Regions from separate parts of the Mus musculus genome. Here regions 1 and 3 are each linked to region 2. Evidence: chromatin loops called from intact Hi-C (ENCODE). Cell type or tissue: heart. All regions are shown on one strand. Each heading gives the region's core, and the rest is flanking DNA. Links, peaks and the distances in the headings are about the cores only.

What was found. Peaks named below come from ENCODE experiments on the same cell type or tissue, not always from the same donor. Only the 100,000 strongest peaks of a DNase experiment are listed, where the experiment ranks them.
Region 1: a loop joins it to region 2, with 1.8 times the contacts of the local background. A loop is called at or near these places in 2 of 42 quality-filtered maps.
Region 3: it touches region 2 in a loop (3-fold over the local background); 6 of 42 quality-filtered maps call a loop at or near these places.

The regions. Positions count from the first base shown.
Region 1 is chr16:29,884,050-29,888,280 of GRCm38, forward strand. No RefSeq gene overlaps it. Among named protein-coding and RNA genes, the nearest start is that of Gm52263, 2.5 kb to the right of the region's middle. In heart, for the core only: CTCF peaks have their summits at 2,904 and 3,104; a DNase peak (open chromatin) is centred at 2,872; H3K27ac peaks cover 1,297 bases.
Region 2 is chr16:29,811,551-29,817,572 of GRCm38, forward strand. It overlaps Gm46567 (predicted gene, 46567), which reads left to right and starts at 2,000. Exons shown (of 1, transcript NR_164311.1): 1 at 2,000-3,483. In heart, for the core only: a CTCF peak has its summit at 2,692 (motif pointing left); a DNase peak (open chromatin) is centred at 2,631; H3K4me3 peaks cover 1,326 bases; H3K27ac peaks cover 2,218 bases; H3K27me3 peaks cover 570 bases.
Region 3 is chr16:29,759,030-29,763,260 of GRCm38, forward strand. No RefSeq gene overlaps it. Among named protein-coding and RNA genes, the nearest start is that of Gm46567, 52 kb to the right of the region's middle. In heart, for the core only: no CTCF peak of the experiment used is centred there; a DNase peak (open chromatin) is centred at 3,012; H3K27ac peaks cover 571 bases; H3K27me3 peaks cover 1,733 bases.

The sequences.
Region 1 (4,231 bases), core at 1,732-4,231, 73 kb after region 2:
TCCTTTAAATAGGTGGTACTGAGGGCTCTTTTCAACCTGAGAGACTACAAAGGTACCTGACCCGTGAGATGCCTTGATGGTTTCTCTCTCGCTGTGGCATCCATCTCCATGAGCTTGTCTATGTGGCTTGTCTATACGGCTCACATAGCCAGCCATCTTGACTAAGCTAAGGCTTTCTTTTCTTTTTTCTGTCTTCCTTCCTTCCTTCCTTCCTTCCTTCCTTCCTTCCTTCCTTCCTTCCCTCCTTCCTTCCTTTGTTCCTGTCTTTTGTATGTGTTGTTGTTTCTTTGTTTGCTTTTCGAACAGGGTCTCTCTGTAGCTCTGGCTGTTTTGGAATCTGGCCTCTAACTCAAAGGTCCAGCTGCCTCTGCCTCCTGAGTGCTGGGATTAAAGGCACGCAGCACCCTATCTAGTGAGGTTGGATTTCTTGCTCGAGCCCCTCATAGATGATGCCAAACCTTTCCTCCACTCCTGAGGAACTATGTTATGTTATGTTATGTTATGTTATGTTATGTTATGTTATGTATGTATTTATTTATTTAATGAATATGAGCACTCTATCTGCATGTACATCTGCAGGCCAGAAGAAGTCATCAGAACACATTACAGATGGTTGTAAGCCACCATGTGATTGCTGGGAATTGAACTCGGGACCTCTGGTCGAACAGGCGGTGCTCTTATCGACTGAGCCATCTCTCCCTCCCCCAGAGGAGCTATTTCTAAAAGTTTACAGAATTATTTGAAATGAAGTTTGAAGGGATAAGAGAGAGGAGCTTCCCAAGGCCCAGGCTCCTCATCGGAGCAAGTCCCCCAGGCTCTGGGACACAGAGGATGGACCCATAACTCTTTGATTATTTTACTTGAAGGAAGACCAGTTAATCCCCCACCCAGGTCAGCAGCTATAAATGTTGACAAGATTTTGCTTGAGGCCTTATTAAGAATCTCTAAAAGCTATTGTCTCCAAACACACAGAGCCAGGCTTCCTCTTTCCATCTCTCTTCTTCCGTGGGTGGCTTCTTCTGGAACGCTGGCTCGTAGCCCTGGAGCCTGTGGTTTGGGGATTGCTGTTAGCCAAATACAACAGGGCTTGGAGAATTTGCTTTGGGTCTCAAATGGGTAAGGACTCACCCTCTGAGTAAAGCTACTGCCTCGGCCCATCTCAGCTGATGGCTTGCTACCTTCCAAGTGACCCCTCTTATCACCTTCACCCTGGCTGTTACAGAGAGCAACCACACCAACCAAACCTCTTCCCCTCTGCTGCTTTAGAGTCCTGACTGGTAGAAAATGTGGCAGCTGCATACACCCAATTTGGGCCTTCAGCAGCCTCAATGACACCCCAATTCATCGTGCTACCATGAGGGGTACAGAGCCAGACACAGGAATGAGAAACTCCTCATTCCTGTCATGAGTAGAAAGGAGATGGTATATTAGCCACTGAGTGCCCTTCTTCCTCCCAACACCTCAGGGAACGGTGCTCACAGGCTTCCCTCTCCCTCCAGCATTCAGAGTGCCCTCCTTGCCTCTTCCTGGAGTTACCCAGTGTTCTGGAATAGAGGATGCCACCCTGTAGCCTCCTCTCGGAAAGATCAGGATGTAAGAAAAATGCATCAGACCGTCTAGGGACCTGGAGAGGAGATTTAAAAATTCCTCATCAGTTTTGCTGCTTGGAAGTTGCTTCTGGAACATACAGGGGGAAAGAGTGAGTAACTGCTGAAGGCTTGAGAAATGAGCCGGTCTAGAAGGTGCTCACACCCCACACTTGGACTGCTCCAGGAAAGCAATCACAGAAAACATGGCAAAGCAGAGACACGGAACTTATTTACAAAAAAAAAAAAAAAAAAAAAAAAAAAAAAGAAAAGGAAGGAAGAAAGAAACAAAGAAAGGAGGGAGGGAGGGAGGGAGGGAGGGAGGGAAGGAAGCAAGCAAGCAAGGAAGGAAGGAAGCAAGGAAGGAAGGAAGGAAGCAAGGAAGGAAGGAAGCAAGGAAGGAAGGAAGGAAGCAAGGAAGGAAGGAAGGAGGAAGGAAGGAAGGAAGCAAGGAAGGAAGGAAGGAAGCAAGGAAGGAAGGAAGGATCAAAGGAAGAAGGGACAAAGCTGAATTACTTCCCTACATACTTTTCCCAAACCAAAGTACAAAAAGCCAGCTGTGAGCTGCTTCTGTGTGACACAGGAAGTACCACAGACCCGACTCTCAAATCTGATGATAAGGGACTGGAGGGCTAGGAGTGTAGCTGGGGGTGATGGTGTGCTTGCTTGACATGCACTGAGGCCCCAGGTTCAATCCCCAACACTGCCAGGCTCCTGGTTCTTTGTGATGACACAAAAAGATGAGTTTCTCCTGGTACCTAGTAGCTCTTTACCACAGCCTTTGGAGAGCTGTCTGTGCATGTGTGACCATAATGTAAGTAAGAAAATTTTCCTTACTTGAAAACTTCATCTGCCTCTTACCTAAAAAGTGTCAAGATACACTTTCAAAACAAACGCCTCAGCCAGTCTCCACACTGTAGTCTAAAGCAGGAATCAAGCCCAATAAGGGTGCGCTAGGACTTAAAGCCATTCTTCTAATAGCAGGCTCAGTATGACAGTAGTTTTGAGACCAGACTGGTGTACACAGTGGGTTCTAGAATGTTCAGTCAGGGTCACTTATTGAGACCCCGTCTCAACAAACAAAAAGTGCATACCAGATCACTCCATCTCTCTGACTGAAACTCTCCGGGGGCTCCCATGCCCACTGGAGGAAGCTCACTGGTATAGGTAGACACTTTGCTGAACCGGGTAGATGGAGCTGCCTAGAAGAGGTTCAGACCAGCTGAGCCACTGGGAAGGACATCCTCTGTCCTGTTGAGCTGCCTCCGAGCTGAGCAGCCCAAGCCAAGTTTCCAGCTTTCTCTTATCTCTGTGCTCATTTCCTGCTTCGGGATTTATGAATCACCAATAGGAGGCTCTTCATAGTTTCCTGCACACACTATAGGACTTTTCTCTCTTTCTGTCTTCTGCTTGCTGGGACCCTCTGGCAGGTACCCAAGCTGTGTCTCTGGAAAGCTCTCTCTAGAGCTAAGCACATCTCAACTGCCTGACTGTTCTCCTATAAGCCCTGGGCAAGTTTCTGTGTCTGCCATTTAGAATTCTATGAGTGAGATGTCCATTCATGTCTGCTACTGTGCTTTTAAACAAAACCAAAGTTTCCCATATGCAGAAATATTTTTAAATCTTACTATTATAATTTGTTCAGTGCTTTCAAATTTGGAAGAAGCTACTAGTTTTGAGAAGAAAGATCAGGTTCCGTTCATCTTTGCAATGTGGGCACCAAGTATAATAGTTGGCGCATAGGTGTGGATCTACCAAATGTCAGTTGAACAACTCAATAAATGATGGTTTTTCTCTCATGGACCTACTTACATTTTCTACCAATCCCTGATTTTCCTAAATTGCCCAACAAGACAATTCAGGATTGTTTGTCTAGGATTTGAGGTACTGAGTTCTGAATGATAAGGGTTGTGAGAAAATGTTAGTGTCTGAGAGAGGAACCTTGGGGAGACACTGACTCCTTCCTATACCTGGTGTGTAACTGACTTTTCCTGGGGAAACCTCCCCCCCCTCTCTCTCTCACACACACACACACATACACACACACACACACACACACACACACACACACACACACACACACAACTTCTCCCCACCACCACTTTCCTCACACACATACACCAGCCTACTTACCCTAGGTAGTAAGCCCATGACAGACCACCAAGTCCAACTTAATGAGCCAGGAGTTTCATTGGAGTTACATATAAGAATATGGGTGAGGGGTTACTCACAGGACCAAGAATCATTCAACGTCAGCTGCATCACCAAAGCTCACCACAGCCTTGGTGGCAGCTTACAGAGCTGGGAATGTGGAGCACCCTGCACAGCCTGCAGGCAGCTCAACAGGTCAGAGTGTCCTTTCCAGGTGGTCCAGTCTATGTAAACCTCTTCCAGATAACTTGGCTGGTTTCTGTTTCTTGTTTACAGCGTATCTTATTTAAGACTCTTCTCTGCATTTTGGCTTGTCTGAAGGTGACTGTTCCTTGGCTTTACTGTTTATAAATTCTTGGGGGGTGGGTACCTAGTAAATCTACTCAGTTTCAGGGATTTCCTGAAGCTATTTTGAGTTGTTTACTTCCTGTCCCGATGAGCTTTTCTGCAGGATTGGGCATTTCGGTCTTGAGGAAACTGCTACACAAGACCTG
Region 2 (6,022 bases), core at 1,551-4,050:
GTGTGTTTACCTGGTTCTAGAGCGGTGGTCCTCAGCCTTTCTAATGCTGCGGCCCTTTAATGCAGTTCCTCATGTTGTGCTGACCTCCAACCATAAAATTATTTTGTTGCTACTTCATAACTGTAAGTTTGCTACTGTTAGGAGTCCTAGTGTAAATATCTGATATGTACGTGATCCCTGTGAAGGGCCACAGCTTGATGACTGCTGCTCTAGAGAGACTGCAGGTCTGTGGTATCCTTATTAGAAGGAAGAAGGGGAGAACATTGCCTGAAGGCTCTCAACTCAGAGCATTAATCCTGTTCACGAGGCCTTTACCCGTGTGACCTAATTGCCTTCCACAGGCCCCATTGCCTAATACCATTACATTGATGCTTAGGACTTCAACCTATGAATCATGGGGTGGGGAGACACAAAGATTCATTTTATCACCCCCTAACACACACCCGTTATCAATTTAACCAGCAAAGATGCTCAAATTTACACTCCCTATGGGAGGGTTACTCACAGCAACATGTAAGGTCAATTAATTGCCCCAGACACTTGGTAACACCCAAAGAAAGGGCCTTAAAGGAACTTCCAGGAATTTCAAGTTTATAAACCGTGTTTGCTCTGATCGTCTCTGTCAACTCAAAAAGTCAAAAGGGTTAATATCATCTAGCCAAAGGCAGCAGCCATACCCATACAATGAAAGGCTGTGACCATATGGTGTCACACTTCCCTTGTCACAGCACCTGTCTCTCAGAGCTTTCCTCACAGTCACTCTGTCTTCAGAGGACTCTTGTCCACCCCTCAAGGTCCCTTCTACAAGCTTCTTTGTGGTCTTCTCTGACCTCACAGAGAACAGACCTCACCTTTATCTTGGCCCCGGCTTCCATGATGTTTCTATCATGTTGATCACATACTTCTTCCTTGGTCAAGTTTGAGTGCTCCTGGTGGCAAGAACCACGTGTCATGTCGCTTTGTATTGCCTAATATTCACTAAAAATCTCAGGATTCATTGAACTATGGAAACCTTATGTTCTTTATGTTTTTGGTTACTTGGCTAGTTTTGTTTTTGTTTTCAAGACACGGTTTCCATATGTAGTCCTGAAACTTGCTCTGTAGACCAGGCTGTCATGGACCTCATAGATCTTCCCGCCTCTGCCTCTCGCGTGTTGGGAATAAAGACTTGAGCCACCATGCTCAGCTTGATGACCATCTTAAAATCTGGGAAGAAGAGTTCCACACCCATGCAATCATCCCCAGTGAGCACACTTGGGAAGGCTCTGCAAACTTTAAACACTGGTGGCAATTGGGCACAGGAGTGGGGAGGAGCGATGCTCTCTGTACCCACTATGTGTTATCAGAACTGAGCTGGCACAAGGGGAAGGCAGAATGAGCCTTGTTATATCGTGCTTGGTTTTGTTTCCATATTCCTCTAGAATCTTGATAGATCCGCACGCTGGCTTTGGCCCTAGATCTTGATACCAACGGTGTTTCCTTTGGTCTTGGTGGGTCCTTCCTCGCTGAGAGCAAGCATCTCCCAAGTGCACTGCAGCCTGCACCTGGGAGCCCAGACAAACTCTTTGCACAACCAAAGAGTTACTCTGGTTCCTTGGGATTCCAATAGGGTTTATCGAACACCACCCAGGGCTAGTCAGTAGTCAGTGAAATGGCCTTTCCCAAGTCTTTCATTTAACCAGTCTCTTGCTTGCTCACTCTCTTGCTCACTCACTCATGTGCTATTTCAGCCTACCGCTTGCCTTTGTATAAAGGAAGAGTCATAGCACGACCCTGGATAACTATCCAGGCTGCCGCAAGGCTCTGTAAATATTCTTTCTCAGAGGAGTGCACAAAAGTAGCATTCAACCAGACTCTAAGGAGCAGCTTCCGGCTGAAGGCCAGGTGTCCTTCAGGAGGATGGGATGGGCTTTCCTTGCTGAGAACAGCTTGTGAAAATGCTGCGGTGATGTACAAGTTGCTTAGAGTGTCTCTGTGGCAAAGGAAACTGCGCATGGGCAGAGATGAAACCAGGGCAGGCACCGGAAAGAGGGGGACTTGGGAGCCCACTGTTAACAGATGCTGGGGAAGACTATCTCCCGGCTCCCAGGCAGGCCATCGCTCACTGGATCCACTGCTCTGCCTGGTATCCAGGCATCATCACCTTGGCAAGTTGCTGGATGCAGATGGCTTGCAGACATGTCCCCTGCACAGCCTTTTTGGCAGCTGCTGATGGGACTCTAGAGCTGGGACTAGAGATCCCCCAGATCGCGCAGCAAGCCGTGCGAGCCCTTCCCTGCCGTGGTTAATTTTCACTTTTCCACAAGGACGCGCCCTCGGAGGAGACCAGCCGCGGAGCAGCGCCTGCTGGGGACCACATGCCTCCCCAAGGGCGGGTGCTCTGCTTTGAGCCCTGAAGAAGCCAGGCTGCGAGCATGTCGCCACCGCAGCCGATCCAGATGCCGCGGGCCTCCGGGAGGCTGTGCGCGTGGGCCGGCCTCGCGTGCCGGGAGCCCCCTGCCCACATGAAAGCGCGCGGCGGCTTCCCGGGGCGCCCGCACCGCCAGCGCCAAAGCCGCGCCCCCGCCCGCAGCCACGCGCTGGAGCGGGGCGCACAAAGGAAATGGCAAGGGCGTGAGTCACCAGGAGGCTCGGCGCTCCCCCGCCCTCCCCGGGCTGCAGACCCACAAGGAGACCTTTGTGCCGCCCTCTGGAGGACAACCGGCACCCGCTGCGGGGAGGCAGGCATTTCAGGGCGCCGAGTAATGCTGGGGAGACAGGAGGAGGCTCTACAAGAGGAGGGAGCGACTTTTGTGACCCACAAGTCTGCAACGCCTGCGCCCAGATCACCCTGTGCGCAGGCTCAGAGAAGCTAGTCATCTTGCCCCCTCCCACAGACCCACCTTGACTTTGTTTTGCCGGGTTGTCTTCTTACCATGGTGTGAGAGACTTACTTTTCCTGTGCCGTTCCGAATTGAGATTGAGAGGTGCTAAAACTATGTTCCATAGTGGATGGAGGGTTGGACGGAATAAGTCATTTGTACAGATTGAACTATTAGGAGCTCGTCCAGTGTCTCCAGTTTTCAAGCAAAAGAAATGTAAGCTCAGAGGGACATACTCTTCCTGGCTTGGTGTATTTTTACTGTGTGGCCTTTGGGTGGTTCAGGGAACACCCCTCGGCCTGACTGACAAGAAAGGTTAGGTTAGTGGAAACCTGCAAGCACAGATAGGTAACACCCCAGGGTACTCACTAGGACCCATAAAAGAAATCAGAGGAGCAGCAGCCAGGGCTCCAAGCATTAGGACAGGTCACAATTACAGGCATGAGAGGGAGGTAAGCGTAAGCTTTTGTTGGCCATGAATGTTTAATCTACTTGGCCCCAGGAAGGGATTGTTCCAGACAAAGGTGATTGGGAAGTCTGGGTCCTCTAGGACACAGTGTTGGTAACTGACTGGTCATGGGCCATGTGACAGAAACTTAATAAAAGCCTACAGACCCAGGTACTCTTTGGGGACCTTGAAGGCCTCAGCATCTCAGCACCACATCCCACCCACTCACTCCCAGAGCCCGCTTTCAGTTACTGAGAAACTAGGGTGCCAAATGATCTGAGGTTTTCTACCTGTGAAAAGACAGTGCTTTGCCACATTCAGGAGCGCGTGCACGCACGAGCACACACACACATATACAAACCATCTATAAACCTCCTTCCCATGGGGAAGACAATGACCTGCCACCACCCACTAAGATTCCTACAGAATGGACTCACAATGTGCACAGACTAGGCTCTGAAGTCTCTCTTTCTGCAATTCTTGTGCTGATTGCCCTCCAATGCTCCAAGTTAAACAGCAGGCTACTGTGCAGACAAGCTGGTACAGCACACACTGGAGCCCACGCTCAGGATGTACCATTGGGAGTCAGACGGTGCAGATGCCATCCATCTGAGGCCAGGCATCCCCTGCCTCTGGTGTTGGTTAATTTCCCAACAGAAGACAGCTTTGACTTAAGGATGGCTGTCACCCTCAAAGCTTACTAAGTTATTCAGAGTTTAAAGATGAGGAATCCAGGGGGACAATCTACACCCAAAGCCAGTGGCTGAGCAGTCGTGCCTCGATTCCAACCCACTCGATCAGCTGTGCCCCTGCCTGGACACTATTCACAATAAGGGGAAAGGCTAGCAACTGCATAGAGGGCTTGCTGGAAGAGGAGCAAAGTGCTTGACATTTGACATGCATCTTCCTGTAATCCCCACAGCAACACTGTGAGATTGTTCTGACCCACATTTACACTCACAGGTGAGGGTTACGATGCAATCCACAAGGAAACATGCCCATGCGAGGTCATGTGGTTACTGAATACAGGAGCTGGCATTCCGAGCAGTGTGCCTGCCTCTCTGAGTTTCTAACCATGCCCCTCCTGGGCTGAGCAAAGCAAGATATGTCCGGTAATTAAACCCTGCTTCTTGTGGTTCTTCTGCCCTAGAGAAGAACAACTCTCTAATTGGGAAAGGGCACAGCAAATGCACTGTCAGGTTACCAGAGTTTTCCAGAGTCTTGGCCTTGACTTTGGCAGTTAAGGGATCAGTTTCCGGGAGAGGAACAGGTTCGGGCAGTCTGATTTAGAATGACTCAGTCTGCAAGGACTGCGCCAAACTCAATGAATTGATTCACCTGTGAGATAATTCTGCCCAGAAAGATTGTAGCTAAGAGCACTGGCTTTGGAGTAGGAGGCAGCTGTGTTTGAACTTCTCTTCCTCATGGCCCAGCTCTGTGACCCCAGACATCTTAGTCACTCTTTCCCACTTACCTTCGGACACTGAATAATGACATCTCCTGTGATGTCTGAGCCTTAAATAGAATGCTGTACATGAAATGGCTAGTGGAGTGGTTGGAGCTTAGTGCTTGCCCAACACATGGCAATTCTTACAATCTTTGTTAAGAATTGTGTTTGGAAACTAGGTTTGGCCATTGGATAAGATCTCTTCTGACCAGTAGGTAGTCCCTTCCCCCCTTCACTCACTCACACACACACACACACACACACACACACACACACACACACACACATCTCGCTCAGAAGGATACTGGAAGCCCTCAATTCAATGGAGGGGCCATAACTGTACTAGTGGCACCCACGCCTTTCCATGTCACCCCAAAGCATTTCCATTCAAATGTCTAATGCTGTTTCTGGACTCAGAGCTCTGTCTTCCCCTGGACAGAGCGGCTCAGAGCAACACTGACCAGCCCTGACCTCTCTGCTAACTTCCTGTGGTAAACTCCGGTTCTCCCTGTGAGGCCCTGGTCACATAGACCTTCGCCTGTGAGACTATATCATCTGCCCAGGGACTGACCACATGCCAACCAGGCATCAGCACATCTAGCCTAAGGAGTCCCAGCCATGAGAAACACAGCTGGTTTCTCTTTCTGAGGTTGAAGTCTATTGGGACAAAAAGCAGGCACAGAAGCCAACCCAAGTCATTCCAGCTCCTGCCAATTGTCAGGAGGAATAAAAGCATGATGTGACAGAGAGCCCTGGAGGGAGAAGTGACTAGAAAAGGCCTCTCTGAGGAGGTAGCATTTAGCCTGAGGCCTGAAGGACAAGGGGGAGCCAGCCCTGCCAAGATCTGGGAACACGGGGTTCCTGGCATAAGGAGCAGCTTTTCCCTTCGGAGGAGGGAAAGAACTCGATGTGTTTCTCATGATCCGACCAGGATGGAGCAGATGGTGGAAGAGTGGGGGAGGAAGAACCGTGGCTGTCAGAGGCAGCCTCCCTCCTCTGTGCACCGTTCGCCCAGCTGGATGTTTGATGTGAGAATCAGACTCCTTGACATTTATTGAACACCTACTCTGTGCGGAGCGCTGTGCGGGCGCTTTCTGTCTTCCTCCTTATTAAATCCTCCATCTTCCAACCACCTCTCTGTTTATGCAATGGCTCCATGGATGCCCTTGTCCTAGGTGCTATCATTAGCTCTCTGTGGGGGTCTGGATCTCTCTGCCCATCCCCCACTCCAACTAGTCCCTAAGCTCCAATTGTCAGGCTCCTTGG
Region 3 (4,231 bases), core at 1,732-4,231, 52 kb before region 2:
CCAGCTGGAAGTGGCGAATAAAGAGGGAACACACAGATGAGTATGCCATGAGCTGCTGCAGATACACACCCTAGGGGGTGACATCGAGTCCTCAGTCACACAGGCACCTGTTGGAGCTGCTTCAGGCTGATGCTCCTGAGGTATTCAAAACACTCCCACTCTGCAAAAAAAAAAAAAAGTCCAGCTTCCTGCATGGGTCAAGCTTCTATTCTAGAGAGCACACCTAGCTGCTGTCAGAAATGATCAATAACATGAAAATATTTGCTTGTGGGTGGCCTTAGTCCAGCTGAGAATGTCAGGGTGGAGACAAGGATGGCTCCAGGGCCTGCCTGTCATGATTCTTTCAGACTTTCCTAGTCCAGAACTTGGAATCTACTGCATTCACATCAGCTGGCTTGCACACAGTCCACAGGACTCAGAACTACTGAGCCCACCCCCCTCTGACTTGCACACAGCCCAGCACCTACACCTTCTGACCTGCACACAGCCCACTTGACCCGATCACAGACTTCTCAAGCACTCCTGTTTCACCACCTTCTGGTCTTGGGTCCCAGATGAGCGTCCCTTGTCTGCGTGTGTTCAACCATCAACCAGCCATAAGAGTTCCCTCCAAATAAAGCCTCCACTAATCCCTTTACTTCAGATTACTCTCCACAGTGCTCATGGGGACTGGTGATTGTCACTCTTCAAGTTAGAGGCTTTGACAGGGCAGTAAGATCCACATGCTCCTCTGAGATTTGGTCTCAGCTTGATTAGAAAGCTCTGTGGAGCCAGTGGGCACTGGCTGGCATTATGTGGGACAATTGATTTACTGTGAGGGAGGGGGCCCTGGGGACTTTAGTTCAATGTGTTGATTGATGAGATGAAACACGAGGCAACTTTAACTCAAAAGCCTTCTCTCTATGGAGGGACACTGCAGGCCAGACAAGGCGAGCTGCTCAAGACTGAGAACATCCACGATGGCTCTCCCTGGCCCCAGCCCCATCCTTGCTCCTTAGTCTGATAAAGCTTCAGTGATGCTTTTCAGGCAAGGCTGGGCAGAGGCTGCAGAGCACAAGGACTCCCAGCCATAGTGCTAAACAGATACAAAACCCAGAGCACCCTCCACTCTCTGAACCTTAGATTTGGTACACTCGCCCAGCAGACATGGCTGCAGTGCCTGGAGCAAGTGTTCCAATGACTCCGTCTATTATTTAAAAGTTATAAAATGAGATTAGAACAGTTACTGAAATATATCCTATCTCCCTATCTTTACAGAGGCATATTGTAAGAGCCAAAAACTCCAATTCTAGCTTAAAATTCTCAAATTCCAGGAATTTTGCCCCAGAACTTGGTAGCAGAAGAGAAGCGTGCCTCTGGCCCATACCCAGGCCCTTTCTTTTCCCTCCTCCTTCAATAACCTTGTCTGCAAGAAGCCTCAGATGCCCACACAGGCACACATCTGGACGTATGGTTCAAAGTCAAAGCTATTTTCCAAATCCCCTGAGCACTGCTGCCCGCTTGCTCACTCTGATCCTAGCAATGTGTACTGCTGTAGCCCAACCCAGATTCTCAAAGACAGACCTGAGGAAAGGCCCGGGCAGGTCCTAAAAGCACCCATCTGTGTTTCATTGGGGAATCTGGGAGCCCTCGGTATACAAAAGAGAGTCCACAATATGAACTTACTGACTCCTTATGACTGTGGAGACAGGCATGGCCCTGTAAAGAGTGGGGCTCATCTTTCCCAGACATAAGGGTGGAACTACTGCACCGGCACCAGCCTTAGGGGTTAAGATGCCCTGAGGGGTTAGGGTTTGGAAGCTTGCCCTTCCTTATCTACCCAAGGGCAGATGGTGACATTCAGAAGGTCCATGGCCATTCCTCTGCCCAGCTCTTGGATAGCAAGAGCCTTGTCTTGTCACTATTGATAGCAACTAGCACTGTCCTCCAAGGCCTGCATATTCACAAGGTGTCTTCATCATTCCGGCTGTGGTATGCGAAGTGAAAGCCATGCAGTTCCCATCTCTAAAGCAGACACTTGTATACAGCAGGAGGCCCTGAGTGGGCAAAGTCTTGAGTGGATTTGTATTGTTGATACAGGTACAGTCATGTCTAGGACCCCATAGCCTCAGGCTCAGAGAGAGAAATGGCAAAGCCTTCCTCAAGGAGCCAAGTGTGCAAGTGTGAGCACTGACAGTGTGTGCAAAAAAAGTCCACCATAGCCTCCTACCCCTTCCAGATACTCATGACTTGAAGACTGCTCCCTTACAGAGACTGTCCTATGAAGAGTAGCTAAACCTACGTCGTTGGTGTGGCTGAGTACCATTAACCCTGTTTTTTTATTCAGCTATTTGCAATAACCATGCCTCCCCTTTCCACTCCGTGTAATAAACACACTAGACTTCTGAGAGACGGTGGCTTCTCCAGCAGAGAGCACAGACCACCAGATCCCAGCCCTCTGTCTGTGTGCCAGTCTGTCAGACTATTCTTCATTCCTTGCCACAGCGGTCAGGTCAGATTCTGGAGCTAGACTGGATGTGGCAAGCGTGAGCCGAACCATTTCCAAAGTCACGGAAGCCAGTGATTTGTGGCTCCCAAGAGCCTCACTTTTTTTTTTTCTTTGCAATCACAGGTTCTCAACCACGAGCATTAAAATCTTCTAGGAGATTTTAAAAAGTTCCAGCACCCTGACCCTCCTCAAAGAGACCCCACTCAGTTGTTCTGGGATGCTGCAGGAAATCTCTCTGGGTGAATGTCATGGACGGCCAGGGCTGGGAACCACAGTTGGAACGGGATGGAAACAACTCCCCCAACACCACCCCCCTTACTCACAGTGGAGCAAGACAGATGCCTGGCCCAGACACGCAACAGCTGTAGGCCAGGCTAGACACCCAGATCCACGGCGGGGGTCCTTTGCTTACTCTCCAGGAAGAGGGGAATAAACAGAGCCCATTTCCTGGCCTCCCAGCTCCTCACCTCCTCATCCAATTTCCCAGGCTCCAGCTGAAAGCCCAAGGGAGAGGAGGCAGAACAGGCAGCTGTCTAATCTAGGTGGATTTTCTCAGGGGTGGGGGAGGCTGATTTTGGCTCCAGTCTTCCTCTTTCCTCACAGCTGGAGCTGGAACAGCCTGAGAGAGTGGGGCAGCGAGCCCAGCTGCTGGCTGTTGTTCCCCTGTTATCTCTCTCTCCTGACAGCTGCAAATCTGTTGCGGGGTGTGTATGTCCATCCAAGTGTGAGAGCATATTCCAGCAGAGAAAAACAAGATGGGAGCGTGAGGTTTCCTGCTCCACCAGAATCAGCACCTCTTAAGCCCTTTCCGAACCCCCCCCCCACTTCCCCTAGCCCATGTGATGCCTCTCCCTTCCAGCAAGCATCCGTGAGCACCCGGCATCCCTCTCTCTCTCACTGTGATCAACAGTGACAATTGCTACCCTCTGGCTAAGTGAATACCATGCACTCAGGTGGTTTCCTAAGTGTTGGAGGCTGGAGGTTCGATTCAACTCTCAGAACAGCTCTAGGATGGTGGCACACATCAGCATTTCTGTCTTGCACGAGGAAGCCAGGAGCAGAGTCAATATTTAACGTGAGCTCACATAGCTGCAGAGATTCTGATGCAGCCTACGGCCCTGCCCCAGTTCTGTTCTGCCTCCTGGCAGTGATTGGTAAGGAAGAACCACTCCAGGAGAGCAAGACCAATTTTGCCTCTGATGTCTTGTGTAAGTTTATTGTCTATATTGGAACTCTTCTTGGACAGTGTTGGCTGAACCTCTAAGTCACAGAGGTGAAGTACCTGTCGTTGTCCCCCAAAGTGCTGCTTCTGAAGCCCTGAAGGACCATTACCTGACAGGAGAATTACAGAGTGCAGCAGTGTAGGACTGGGCCCCAGAGATAACAGCAATATGCAAAAGAACAGAACAGAGTCCCTGATGGTTTGGCCACATTCATAGACCTGTCCCTCCCAGGTGCTGTCATTTGCTCATTGGAAGCACAGGTGCACTGGGCAGTTTGCTCAGGGTTTGCTAGATTGTGTTGACTGACCATATGTCACTGTCCTCGAGGAGGACTCAGAGGAACACTGCCACGATGGCAGGTAGGTACCTGAACACATCTTATCAGCCAAGCCTTTGAAGCTTTTGGTGTTGGGTGTTTTCTCCTGAGCTTACTGGCCGAGGACTTGGATAGGTGCTGGGATGGGGTCATCTGCTGAGAGGAGAGTGACAGTGAGCAGCCAAGAGCTTGACCTCAGCTGCC